2 separate regions of the Mus musculus genome follow, and region 2 is linked to region 1. A link is a contact called in ENCODE POLR2A ChIA-PET data. All regions are on one chromosome and are shown on one strand. The core of a region is the stretch at or near the end of the contact, and the rest is flanking DNA. Distances in the headings are between cores, read along the strand shown.

Evidence for each region. ChIA-PET counts read pairs that join two places held with the same protein, here RNA polymerase II (POLR2A).
Region 2: POLR2A ChIA-PET joins it to region 1 with 27 read pairs in embryonic stem cell. The contact joins the promoter of Plekhh3 here to the promoter of Rpl27 in region 1. POLR2A ChIA-PET finds 5 or more read pairs at or near these places in 4 of 5 experiments (Patski and embryonic stem cell).

Annotation. Positions count from the first base shown.
Region 1 is chr11:101,438,142-101,444,892 of GRCm38, reverse strand. It overlaps Rpl27 (ribosomal protein L27), which reads right to left and starts at 2,648. Exons shown (of 5, transcript NM_011289.3): 1 at 2,437-2,648; 2 at 2,088-2,170; 3 at 1,223-1,392. The coding sequence starts at 2,168.
Region 2 is chr11:101,169,013-101,175,763 of GRCm38, reverse strand. It overlaps Plekhh3 (pleckstrin homology domain containing, family H (with MyTH4 domain) member 3), which reads left to right and starts at 4,392. Exons shown (of 13, transcript NM_001346769.1): 1 at 4,392-5,039. The coding sequence starts at 4,878. It overlaps Ccr10 (chemokine (C-C motif) receptor 10), which reads left to right and starts at 321. Exons shown (of 2, transcript NM_007721.4): 1 at 321-364; 2 at 1,086-2,766. The coding sequence starts at 341. The coding sequence ends at 2,150. It also overlaps a transcript of Cntnap1 not described here.

The DNA.
Region 1 (6,751 bases), core at 1,399-3,898:
TGAGTGAACTTGCATGACCCTAAGAGTCAGACAGCCCCAGCAACAAATCTTGACGACACATGCTGTCGGGTCCCAAGAAATGTAGCTTAGGACCCCTCAATTCTCACAGTCTCTTCAAGGGTAATAAAGAGACTGTTCGAAAGACCTGTCACCGTACTGCTCTGGCTGGAAGATCCACCTGCTGCAGCCTGTTAAATGCTAGGATCCTAACTGTGCATTACCACAGAGATTGGGGTGGGGTGGGTGTACAGTAGTCAACTGTCAGCACCTAGGATTTCTTAGCATTTAATGCTGCCTCCATACACACAGGCAAAACATCTACATACATAAAACACCACCATCAAAACACCAAAACCACCCAAAGAAAAACAATTTAACTGGGTGGTGGTGCCAAATCCCTTTAATCCCAGCACTCAACAGAGGCAGGTGGAAGCTAGCCTTGAACTTATGTGGGAAAAAACAAATCCTAACTATGTGTTTCCGTACACACGAGTACAGGTTCCCTCTGGAGACCAGAAAAGGGTGTCTGATCTGGAGATGGAGTATAGCAGCTTGGAACCTTTTAACATCATCAGGTTCTGGAAATTAAACTCAGCAGCTCCACAAAAGTAAGTATCCTAATGACTAAGCTTTCTTTCTATCCTGGTTCAAAACAAAACTGCACAGAGCCCTCTCCTTCCACCCTTATTCGGGTTCCAGGGATTGAACTCCGGTCACCAACACCAGGCCCTAAGCTGTCTCACAGCCCAAAGAAAACCATCTCGTACAAAGGTGAGGGAAGGCAGACCAGACCCTGTCCTGCGTACCCTAGAAGACAAATCCAGCAACCTGCACTTAATAAGGGCAAGCTGGAGAACAGAAAACGAAAGGGACCTGAGACAGGATGCTCACACCTGAAACCCAGAACACAGGATTCCGAATGTGAGGATAGCCTTGTGCTAAAAGACAAACAAAAACGGATGCAGAAAGATTAATGAACTACAGACTCTATCAAGTCTACTCCCCTCCCCTAACAGCGCTGTGGTCAAACCCAGGGTCTTGTATCTGCTGGGTTACAGTTATACAAGCTTAGCATTCTCAAGATGGAGGGAAGACGATCCCAGGGGCGGGAGAGGAAAGAGCAAGGGAATATGATGGCCCTTTCTTGTTCCACAGCAACCACAAGGCTGCCTCTTCCTCAGAGGAGGATGTGAACTTGCAATTCCATTTCTGGAAGGCTCACCTTGTGGGCATGAGGTGGTTGTAGTTATAAACTTTCACAAAGGACTTGATCTTGGATCGCTTGGCGATCTTCTTCTTGCCCATGGCAGCTGTCACTTTCCGGGGATAGCGGTCAATTCCAGCCACCAGGGCATGGCTGTAAGGGCGGTCCGAGGTGCCATCGTCAATGTTCTAGACGAGAAAAGGGAAAAAGAAAAGTCACGTTACTGCTTCGGCCCCATCTTAGTAAAACTATGTTTACTGAATACACCCTCCACATCTCTAGATTACTCCTTTAATGCTAAGAGTCAACAGGACAGTAACTCTGAGTTAGCCAGTGTTGACTCCTGTCACAAGGAGATTTAGAAGTCCATCAAGGCTAACACTCAAAGTGACCCCTAACACCTTCCCCCATGAAGCTAGTTAAGGTTAAAGCCCAGACTGCAAAGCGGGCAGCCTAACTAACCGGTTCTAGCTAAATGACAGGAGCAGGAAGCTGGAGAGGCCAGTGGTCTTGTGGCTAGGACCACAAGGGTTTATAAAACTGGTAAGAGGCAAGTAGCAAAACGCTCAAACACACCCAGGGGATGCTCTCTAAGTGTAAGTAGTGTCTCCCATCCTACATCCTCTCAGCTGCCTGCAGCACCCATTACTTTGACCTTAAGTAACTTAACACCTCGAAACCTTAGTGCCGGAAATTAAGTTACTGCAAGAACTATACACCACAGCTGTAATATGTACAATACACAGTGGCCACCATTACTACCCATTATGCATTCGCCAGTGCCTATTGTTAGGACAGATCTTAAATTCCCATCCGGCTCATCTTATCCAGCAGCCGAAATCCGCACATGCAAGCAGTCTCAAGAGCCCCGGGGGTCTGGTACCTTCACGATGACGGCTTTGCGTCCGGAGTAGCGTCCGGCCAGGACCAGCACCACTTTCCCGGGTTTCATGAACTTGCCCATCTCTGCAGAGACAAAGACAAGGAAGGAGCCGCTCACAAGTGTGTAAAGCGGAAGGCCCCGGAGCCGACGTCTACCTGCGAGCCCCGGTCGTAGGCCCGCGACTTTAGATCACCCGCTGCCGACTCCGCCACGCGGCCCGGAGGTCCTGCTCGAGGGATGCGACTCCCCGTGAAGCCGCCAGAGGCTCAGAGTCCGAATGAGCCCAGCAACCCGACCCCGGGACCGCGATGGCGGCGGATTGCAAGACCCTCTCCAGGCCTTTACTCACCGACAGCAGGCAGCCGGCACCCAGCAGAAAGGAAAGGAGGGCACTTCCGCTAACCTTTCACCTTACGGAGAGGTGGCTTCACTTCCTGTCCCGCCTCCCAGGCCCAGCCATGCCCCACGGTTGGTGGTCAAAGTTGTTGGCGGAAGGAGCTCGTCAGGGAGGGTCGGGCACTGCGTTTTTGAACCAAGCTTTATTAGCAGCACGAGCAGCAGACAGGAACAGAGCGTTCCGGTTCCGGCGTGTGGAGGGAGGAGCGAGGATGACACCTGAATGTGAGCTCTGTTCTGTCCCCTTCATTGCTGTAGTCCCCTACTCTGCCACTAGGAGGAGGACAGAGTCTGAAATTCACAGTTTTGCTTTGTAAGACCGGGCTTTGCGGGGGTGTGTGTGTGGGGGGGTGTGGGTGTGTGTGTGTGTGTCAGTGGTGGGCGGGGGTGTGTTTGTGTGTGTGTGTGCTGCATAAACCTGTAATCCCATCGTTTGAGGGGCTGAGACAAGAGTTCCAGTTCTAGTCCAACGTAGGTTACATAGACTCTGTCTTCCATAGGTAAATAAATTACAATTTATTTTAATTTAAATAATTTAAAATTATTATCCATAAGAAACAAAATGACAGCCGGGCGTGGTGGCGCACGCCTTTAATCCCAGCACTTGGGAGGCAGAGGCAGGCGGATTTCTGAGTTCGAGGCCAGCCAGGTCTACAAAGTGAGTTCCAGGACAGCCAGGGCTATAAAGAGAAACCCTGTCTCGAAAAACCAAAAAAAAAAAAAAAAAAAAAAAAAGAAACAAAATGACCTCCTCGCGCACAGTTAGATGAAAAATGAAAAATGGAAAAGATCAGACAGTATCCTTATCTCCAACATTCAACCCGATGATGTCAGATATTGACTACAATAAGCATGTGGTACTCCTAGCTTTTAAAATATATTTTTAAATTAAAATATATATTATATATTTGTATATATATATATATATATATATATATATATATATATACACACATATATGTTGAGATTTAGATTTTGTTTTGTTTTGTTTGGTTTGGTTTTTTTTTTGAGACAGGGTTTCTTTGTGTAGCCCTGGCTGTCCTGGAACTCACTCTGTAGACCAGGCTGGCCTCGATAGATTTATTTTTATTTTTTTGTATGAGTATTTTGCTTTTTTGCCTGCATGTATGTATATGCACCAAGATGAGTGTCTATTCTCCAAGGAGGTCAGAGGAAAATGTTGGATGCCCTGGAACTGGTTTTACAGATGATTGTGAGTCACTGTGTGGGTGCTGGGAATTGAGCCTGGGTTCTCTGCAGATCTTCTGCAAGAGCAGAAACTGCTCTAAGTACCATCATCTCTCCAGCCCCTATTTATTATTACTTCAATATTTTTCAGTTCATTTTTTTTTTTTTTAAAGATTTATTTATTATTTTATGTAAGTACACTGTAGCTGTCTTCAGACACACCAGAAGAGGGAGTCAGATCTTGTTACAGATGGTTGTGAGCCACCATGTGGTTGCTGGGATTTGAACTCTGGACCTTCGGAAGAGCAGTCGGGTGCTCTTACCCACTGAGCCATCTCACCAGCCCCCTTTTCAGTTCATTTTAAAGGACTTATTTTCAGTTATGTGTATGTTGATATGTGGGTATGTGTGAGAATATGATGCCCACATAGGCCACAGACATTGGATCTCCTGGAGCTGGAGTTACAGGCTGTGGTGAACCATTTGATGTGGGTACTAGGAAGAGAACTGGGCTTCTCTGGAAGAGCAGTAGTGCTCTCCACTTCTAAGCCACTTTGCTGGCACTAATTTCTGAGACAAAGTCTTACTCTGTAGCTAAAGCTGGCTTGGAAGTCACATTATAGCCTAGGCTGGAATCCAGCTTTCAGTGATCCTCCTGCCTCAGCCTCGTGAGTCCTGGAACCACATCTGGATTATACTTGCATTTCTGTATCCAATAAATATTTTGGGGGGGGGGTTGAAACAGGGTTTCTCTGTCTAGCCCTGGCTGTCCTTGAACTCATTCTGTAGACCAGGCTGGCCTTGAATTTAGAAATCCTCCTGCCTCTGCCCCACAAGTGCTGGGATTAAAGGCGTGCGCCACCACTCCTTGGCTAAAAATGGTTTTATATTTTTTTTTAAACTGTCTACCCCAAGCTGCACTTGAACTCAGCAATCCTCTTGACTCAGCCTCTTCTATCTGTGACTCCAGTCTTGGGTCACCATCCCTGGCTCCAATTAAAATATTTTCTGAAGCAGGAGGTAGCATTTCCCAAGGTGATGAATAGACCAGGCTCCCTCACCTACCAATTCTAGAATACATTTCACCTGCTCTCTCCTACCTACCAGTTTTTTTTTTAATTTTTTTTTTAAAGATTTATTTATTATTATATGTAAGTACACTGTAGCTGTCTTCAGACACACCAGAAGAGGGAGTCAGATCTTGTTACGGATGGTTGTGAGCCACCATGTGGTTGCTGGGATTTGAACCCTGGACCTTCGGAAGAGCAGTCGGGTGCTCTTACCCACTGAGCCATCTCACCAGCCCCCCTACCTACCAGTTTTTAAAAACATTTTTAAACTCTTTTTTTTCATTTTATTGGAACTTACTTTTAATTGTGAAGTCAGTATGAATTAGCTAAATGTTGATTGTTAAAGAAAAAATTAAGTATGTAGAAAAATGTAAAATATTAGATATAAGGAAGGGACACCTGTTATTGGACTTTGGACTGTTTAGGCTGCCTACATTTTATAGAGATCAACATTCATTTTACACATATGTTGATATACATGAAAGTTTCAGATACATTATATATGATGTAGTTTCTCTCTATGTGTGTGTGTATTAATTGCTTTACATATGTGAGTGAATTTCCCAATTTTACAGAGAATAAAATAGCATAGAGATTTATGGATTGCCAAAAGTCAAATATTTGTAGTTTGGCTAGGTTTACCTGACAGTGGAATTTGTATGTACCCTCCATAAAAACCTCTCTTATGTAGAATGAGTGACTATAAGGATGATAGCCCATCACTTGGTGATACTAGTGTCTCATATGAAGATTTTTGCTGAATCTTGGCAGGTACTCTAGCCATAGGTGTGTGGGACAGCAATTGTCCAGCTATGTGAGATGGTTGTTCTGTTCATTTTTTTTTTTAAGATTTATTTATTTATTATATGTAAATACACTGTAGCTGTCTTCAGACACACCAGAAGAGGGAGTCAGATCTCGTTACGGATGGTTGTGAGCCACCATGTGGTTGCTGGGATTTGAACTTCCGACCTTTGGAAGAGCAGTCGGGTGCTCTTACCCACTGAGCCATCTCACCAGCCCCTTTTAATTTTTTCACAGTAGCAGCTATCCCACTATATATGTATTTTTATAACACTCCATTATATATCTTAAATATGAACAATATACATTTTAAAAAGAAATAAATAAAATCCATCTTTAGAATAAATCATATGAAGACCTCATTTACTAATGAGATTAGTATATTTTATATAGAAATAACCTTAGAACTCTTGAAAATATTTTCTTTCTTTTTTTTTTTTTTTTTTTTTTTATTTTTTGAGACAGGGTTTCTCTGTATAGCCCTGGCTGTCCTGGAACTCACGACCAGGCTGGCCTCAAACTCAAAAATCCACCTGCCTCTGCCTCCCGAGTGCTGGGATTAAAGGCATGCGCCACCACGCCTGGCGAAAATATTTTCTTTTATTCTTCTAGCATGAAATTTTCCATTGTTTATTTTCTTTAGGATTTCTTAAGTTCTGTAATGAAAAGAGTGGTTACAGATTTACCTACCTATTCATAAAATCCACTTTAGAAGGGTTTGCCTTTATGCATTTTACGGTATGATTTTCACAAATTAAACATAAACTCATTATATGTGCCACTTAATCCAGTTTCTCTAGACACTTTGTGATTACTGGGCATAAACACGTTTACTCTCACCGTAAGTTTGTTTTTTTAAGTCAAAGGTCACAGACACTTGGTCTCATTTTTCTTTTTTCTTTTTTTTTTTTAATAGTACAATTTTGTTTTGTTTTGTTTTTAATTAATTAATTAATTTATTATATGTAAGTACATTGTAGCTGTCCTCAGACACTCCAGAAGAGGGAGTCAGATCTTGTTACAGATGGTTGTGAGCCACCATGTGGTTGCTGGGATTTGAACTTCCGACCTTTGGAAGAGCAGTCGGGTGCTCTTACCCACTGAGCCATCTCACCAGCCCTGGTCTCATTTTTCAAATAGCTGACTGAACTGGAACAAAGCAGATGTTTTCAGACACTGGGTTTAAAACTAAGGTGCATAGAAACC
Region 2 (6,751 bases), core at 3,143-5,642, 270 kb after region 1:
CAAATTTAAAATCTAAAAAAAAAATAAATAAAATAAATAAAAATAAAAATGTTTTCTGAAGGTGAATCGTGCTCCTGGCTCAGTGCTGGACACCTTTGTAACTGTCAACTCCGTGCTTTCATCTTACTGTACTTTACACAGCGAAGGCTCAGAGGAAAACAAAACTTGTGCAAGACCATGCAAGCATTCCTTTTCCTTTGACTAGATAGAAATCGGGCAAGGTGGGATGGAAACGTGAACCCTCCTCCTTGGCCCTCCTCCCCACCCCTTCCTTCCTGCCCCCGCTAGTTATTTAACTTTAGCCTCTGTGGCTGTACCTCAGAAACCCTTGTAGCCAGAGATGGGGACCAAGCCCACAGAGCAGGTGGGAGTCGGGGCAGGGAGGGGGAGAAGGGTTGCAGAGAGGGTGGGGAAGGGGAAAGGGATGGGGTTCCCTGCCTGACAGCAGGCCTCTGTCATCTAGCACCTGTGAGGAGCCTACAAATCCTACCTAAGACCCCTTTGGTGTGAATGTTTTCAATACATCTGTGCTCTAACAGTAGGGTGGGGAGGAGAGAAGGGAAAGGAAACAGAAGCCCCTTTAGCCTAAGCTTGAAGTCTAGGGTCCAGGGCTGAAGCAAAGCCCTGCATCTGACTTACTTTCCAGGAGAGGGCACTGCAAAGCGAACAGAAGCGCTGAGATTTATTAATAATACAAATGCTTGCTCTAGGGCGAGTTAGATGTTTCTGTTGTCTATTATCTTGCACGGTTTCAACAGTGCTCACTGCTAGCTTGCCAGGTGGGCTGAACGGGGCTTTTCTACACCGGGTAAAACACATTTAGGAAGTGGCGTCCAGAAAAAGCCGGTGGCTGCTCAAGGTCATCCAGGAAGCTGGAAGCAGAGTTAGAGAGACTGCAAGCGAAGCTTAACTGCCTGTTCAGGGCACACTAGCAAGAATCTGGAGAGAGAGAGAGAGAGAGAGAGAGAGAGAGAGAGAGAGAGAGAGAGTCATCTGGTATTGAGGCTTTGAATGAGGCACCTATGTGAGATGGAAGGGTGTGGGAATGTCTTACACGGTCCCTCTTCTCATTTTGATGCCACCAGGTCTCCTGGGGACTTTACTCCGGGTACGATGAGGAGGCCTATTCGGTTGGGCCGCTGCCAGAGCTCTGTTACAAGGCTGATGTCCAGGCTTTCAGTCGGGCCTTCCAACCCAGTGTCTCCCTGATGGTGGCTGTACTGGGTCTGGCTGGCAATGGCCTAGTCTTGGCCACCCATCTGGCAGCCAGACGAACTACCCGATCTCCCACCTCCGTTCACCTGCTCCAGTTGGCCCTGGCTGACCTTTTATTGGCCCTGACTTTGCCTTTTGCTGCAGCAGGGGCTCTTCAGGGCTGGAATCTAGGAAGTACCACCTGCCGTGCCATCTCAGGCCTCTACTCGGCCTCTTTCCACGCTGGCTTCCTCTTCCTAGCCTGTATCAGCGCCGACCGCTATGTGGCCATCGCACGAGCTCTCCCAGCCGGGCAGCGGCCCTCAACGCCTAGCCGAGCGCACTTGGTTTCAGTCTTCGTGTGGCTGTTGTCGCTGTTTCTGGCTCTACCTGCGCTCCTTTTCAGCCGGGACGGGCCACGTGAAGGCCAACGACGCTGTCGGCTCATTTTTCCCGAAAGCCTCACGCAGACTGTGAAAGGGGCAAGCGCAGTGGCGCAGGTGGTCCTCGGCTTCGCGCTCCCTCTGGGCGTCATGGCAGCCTGTTATGCGCTCCTGGGCCGCACGCTTCTGGCCGCCAGGGGGCCAGAGCGGCGGCGTGCACTGCGCGTCGTGGTGGCTTTGGTGGTGGCCTTCGTGGTGCTGCAGTTGCCCTACAGCCTTGCCCTGCTGCTGGATACAGCCGATCTACTGGCAGCCCGCGAGCGGAGCTGCTCCTCCAGCAAGCGCAAGGATCTAGCTTTGCTGGTCACCGGCGGCTTGACCCTGGTCCGTTGCAGCCTCAATCCGGTGCTTTATGCCTTTTTGGGCCTGCGTTTCCGCCGGGACCTGCGGAGGCTGCTCCAGGGCGGAGGATGCAGCCCGAAGCCCAACCCTCGTGGCCGCTGCCCCCGTCGACTCCGCCTTTCTTCCTGCTCTGCTCCTACTGAGACCCACAGTCTCTCTTGGGACAACTAGGGCTACAATTCCAGAGAAGGGGGAGGGCTAAAGAAACAATCCCAGGGAGGGTAATAGAAAGGGGAGTAAGTAGGGGGACGTTGAGAAAGACTTCAGGATCTAAAGAGATTGCCTCTGCGCTTAATTAAATTGATTCTGTGCAAATGAGATGCAACCCAACTACTGTTACTATTTTTGAATTACCAGCTTTGGTTGCAGCAAGGCCAAGACAGTGGGTTACACCCCACGCCCCTGCTTGCGTCTCAGTGGGAGGTGTGAAGGGACAGGGGTTGCTGAGTCGGCTAAAGCTTTGAGTACTGACACGCCCTATGCTTCACTCGGTCTCTGCCAACCGAGGTGAGGTGGGAAAGCTGCCAGGTGAGGAGGGGCGGGGTTTCTCCTCGGGAGTCAGTGTAAGAAAGGGCTTTCTAATAACCCTATCGCTATCCAGTAGTGGCTGCTTTAGCAAGTACCTAGATCCCAGCGTGTGAAATGTATGGGGTGATGCTGTCCCCAGCTGTACGTGCGTGGGTCTGGTAGAGGCTGGAGGCAAGAGATTCTAGTTTGGGGTAGGTTTTTGGATCCCTTCTAAAGTCCTGCTGTGCAAAGAAAAACGCTAATTAAAAAGTTGAGTCTGATGGTGTGTGGACTGGATACCTGTAGCCCCAGCCACTCCAGAGGTTGAGACAGGAAGATCAATAATAATAACAATATCCTGCCTAAGAAGAAATAGAAAAATGTCAAGGTGGACTTTTCTACCTAGGATATATATATATATATATATATATATATATATATATATATATATGAATGAGGGGGATTGCAATTTGCAAATTTTCCGAGAGGTGTTACTGGGCCTGAGCTCAGAGTGTGGGGCGCTTGCCCACTCTGATTATTTCCCCTCGGGGATCAAGCCAAAGGAAATGAGCATAGCTTGCCAGGAAAGGGGAGGTTAGATATCAGACAGAACTCTCCAGCAGGCAAGTGTCTAGGATCTTGAAGAGGAAGGGAGGTTATAGTTGTGGTCTGGCCCTCAGAAATCTCAGCATACACCACTTCAATCTGGAAGTACCATAAGGATGGCTTCTAGAGATGGTGCATTGATTTCTGGTCCTTGCTTTGCACAACTGCCAGGATTGTGCTCCAATGAGACAGTTCTTCCCAGTTTAGAATTCGGTCAGCAAAGTCAGACCACCGCTCCAGCCTGGAGTCTAGGGGCAAAAAGGGCGTGGCGTCCCTAGGGAGGCGTTGGCCTGAAGTCTGCACTTCGTCCAGCCTAGCCTAGCCCAGCCCGGCTAGTCGTGTGTCCTAGAGCCTCTGGCGGTGTAAAAGACTTAAAAATTTGGCCTCTTGGAGTCAGAAACGAGGAGAAGCTCGAAAACTGCGCAGATCCTCCAAGAGGCGCACACTACCCACCGGAGCGGACCTGGAACCCTCCGCCCGTAACCGCGGGAATCGCCGCTGAGTCAGCAACGCGCTCGAGTATGTGCGCGCTCCCACTGTCTAAGCTGTAGCGCGAACCCCGCCCTGTATTCTTTAGCGCCCTTGTTAACCCCTTCTTGTTCAGAAATGCAGCATAGTCGCCCTGAGAGGCCTCTGATCTATTGATTTTCTTAAACCACAGAATCCCCGAGCATGCCAAACCACTCTCCCCATTCCAGTTCAATGCCCTGTAAATTCACTTTTATTTCAGATCTTTGTCTGAGGCTTCCAGGAGTTCCTTTCTCAGCTTTTTCATCTCAAAAGTGGAGGTGGCTAAGATCTAAATCTGGACCCTTTTAACTCCAAGGATGGAGCTGCCTTTGCAGCTAGCTAACTCTCTCACACGCAGGTGTGGAATGCCTTGAAGGTAGTAAGGCTCTTTGTAGGGATTCCAAGATGTGACAGGTAATCACAGGTCAATAGCCTAGCTTCCTTCCAGCTTTATGCCCTTCCTTTTCCAGACCTTCGAAAAGGGTTTTTTAATTTGCTGCTTGGTGAGCCAAGAGTTAAAACAAGAGCACGAAGGCGGTCCTACGTGACGCCACAGACACCCCGTGTCCGACCTCAGAAGCTCCCTCCCCAGTCCCCCCCCCCCCCGCCCCTCCCTACTGTCACTCAGCCAGAGACACATGATGCAACCCGCCGCGGTTTCAAGCTTGGGATTGGTCTCCCTGACCGGCGCCAGGAACAATGATTGGGCAGAGGAGGCTGTGACGCAACGTAGACCCTACCCTGTGAAGAAGGGAGGAGAAAAAGAACAGGGAAGGCGGAGGGAAGGAGGGGGGGCAGAGAGGGAGGCGGGGTCTGGGAACTCTGCCCGCGCCCCCAACGCGCCAGTCCCGGGGCTGCAGGGAGCGCAGCGCGCGCCGCCCGGGCCCCGGCCACCGGACGCCCTACCGGACACCACCCTCCTTGGAGCTTGGACAACCGCCCACCACGATTGCTGCACCAGACACTGCTCCTACAGAGCTGGACACTACAACGAACACTACTTCCCAGCTCCGGACATTGCTCCCGGCTCCCTTCCCCCGGCCCTGGACGCTATCTCCCCCCTCCTCTGCCCGGGCCCAGACAGCGAGCCCCCAGCGGGCTCTGGTGATAGTCCTTTTGCACCTCAGCGCTGGACACTGCCTCCTTCCGGCCCCCTTCTTTCCTCTCGTCACACCTCTTCTCTACCCAGTTCGGGTCGGAGTACCTCCAGTTTCTCAGATTCCCTGCTGCTCAGGCAACACTGCCTGCGCCCCCATTCCCAGGCTGCTCGCCCGGATGCCTCTCCCCGGGGGATTGTGGTGGCTTCTCTGCTGCCGTCGAGGCTTCACTCTTCTGCACCGGGACTACGGGGACGGCGAGCTTAGCGGGGACGGGGACGAAGACGAGGACGACGAGACCTTTGAGCTAAGGACCCCGAGTCCAGCGGGCGGCGGGAGGGTAAGTCTACAGGGATTTAGAACCGAGTTCAATCTTTCTCACTACAACCGGCCGTCACGCCTGAGCCTGCTCCATACTTGGGCCAAACGCAGTCCTCTTGGCCAACTGCAAATGTGGGGGAGATTCTTGTCTGAGGGCCAGAGCCCCGGGAGCTCCAGGGGCAAGTAGCCCTACTAGGGATGCGCCTGTGGGCTTCGCGCTGCACACAAGGCGCTGTCCACCTGCTGGGGGCCCTGAGGCAGAGGAGGCGTCACGCGTGGCCCAACCTGGCCCTGCCTCTCCCTTCCCTGCCGGGCCCGCGTCCCATCCCGTCTCCTTCCGCCTCCGCCAGAGCCAAGGAATGTGGCGAGGCCGGCTGGGCGGCTGGAACGCCTGGGTTCGCTCTGCTCTCAGTTCAAGAGCACTGGGGCCAGATGCGGGAGCTCCCACCGCAGTATCCTGGGCGAGGGCAAAAAGACATCCTAGAATTGGGGTCTGCATCAGGGACCCCACAAAGAAAAGGCTCGGGACGATGGCCCTTTGAGGACTTCTCATTATTCCGCCACTTAAGACAGAACTCTCTGCCTTCTCTGGTGAGGTTCCTGGGAAACCAGAGGGAATGGGTGAGGGTGACTTGGTGGCTGAAAATTTTTTTTAATCAAATCTCCTTTGGGAGAGAGACACTCAGGCACAGTTGGTGTGTAAGACCTCCATCTTTCGAGGAGACCTCTCTCACGTCCTTACCCACCAGAGGCAACCAGGCTTCTGTGTGCTGTGGCCTGGGTCCAGCTCCCATTTCCCCCCAACCCCGCTCAGGGGTCCCCAGCAAGTCCGGTGGCTCCATTCCTGGGTGGGGCGGGCGGCACCGCAGCCAGTGCAGGCGCCAGCACCTGGCGAGGCAGAGGGCAGATAAATATAGAGGGGAGGAGGAGGGAAGCAAGGGACTGAGATTAGGGGAGTTGTGGGGGGTGGGGTGGGGTGGGATCAGTACCTGCCCTCTGGTAGAGGGGTGGATAGCCCCACTCAGAACCTCCAGAAAAGAAACGGGTAGGCTCCCAGGGAAAGAGTGGGACCTGGGAGTCCCCAAGTTTCCCGCATGGATAGGATCCCTGTCAGATAGGCCATGGCCTCCCTCGTGCCCCACCTCCACCCCCTCCTAGGAGCTCAGGGACAGGTGTCCCTGGTCCTCCTCCCCCAACCCTCCTCCTGGCTTTAGCAGCCTGGGCGCAATGGGACCATGGCACAGTTCCTGTCTAGCTAGCTTGGCTCCGGGTTGATTTTGACCAACCTCAGACCCCAGGTTACAATTGAAGTTCCTAAGCAGGGGTTTGTGTATGAGAAGGGCAAAATTCCAAACCACCCTTGGTCTGAAGAGTATGCGCTTAGCAGCCTCTTGTCCTCCTGAGCCCCGGCAAGGGGGTAGTGTGTCCATTTCCTCCGGGACATTTGCAGAGTAACACACAAAGCTCTTAGAGAACATCTTCTATAAAAGAGTCCCTCTTCCCCTTCAGTCAACCCTGTAAACCACCCTTGCCCAGTCTTGGGTCCTGCTCTTTCCCTGAGAGCCCATCTTCTTCTTCCCTGGAGGTTCTGAGCAAGGAAGTCGGGGGAGGGTGTAAAGGAAAAAAATTGAAGAGGCTTCCATGGGTAGAAGGTACTTCATCACATCTCCAGTTTGAAAAATGGAGAAACTATGCCCCAGAGATGGGAGGGGACTTTTGCAAGGTATGGCA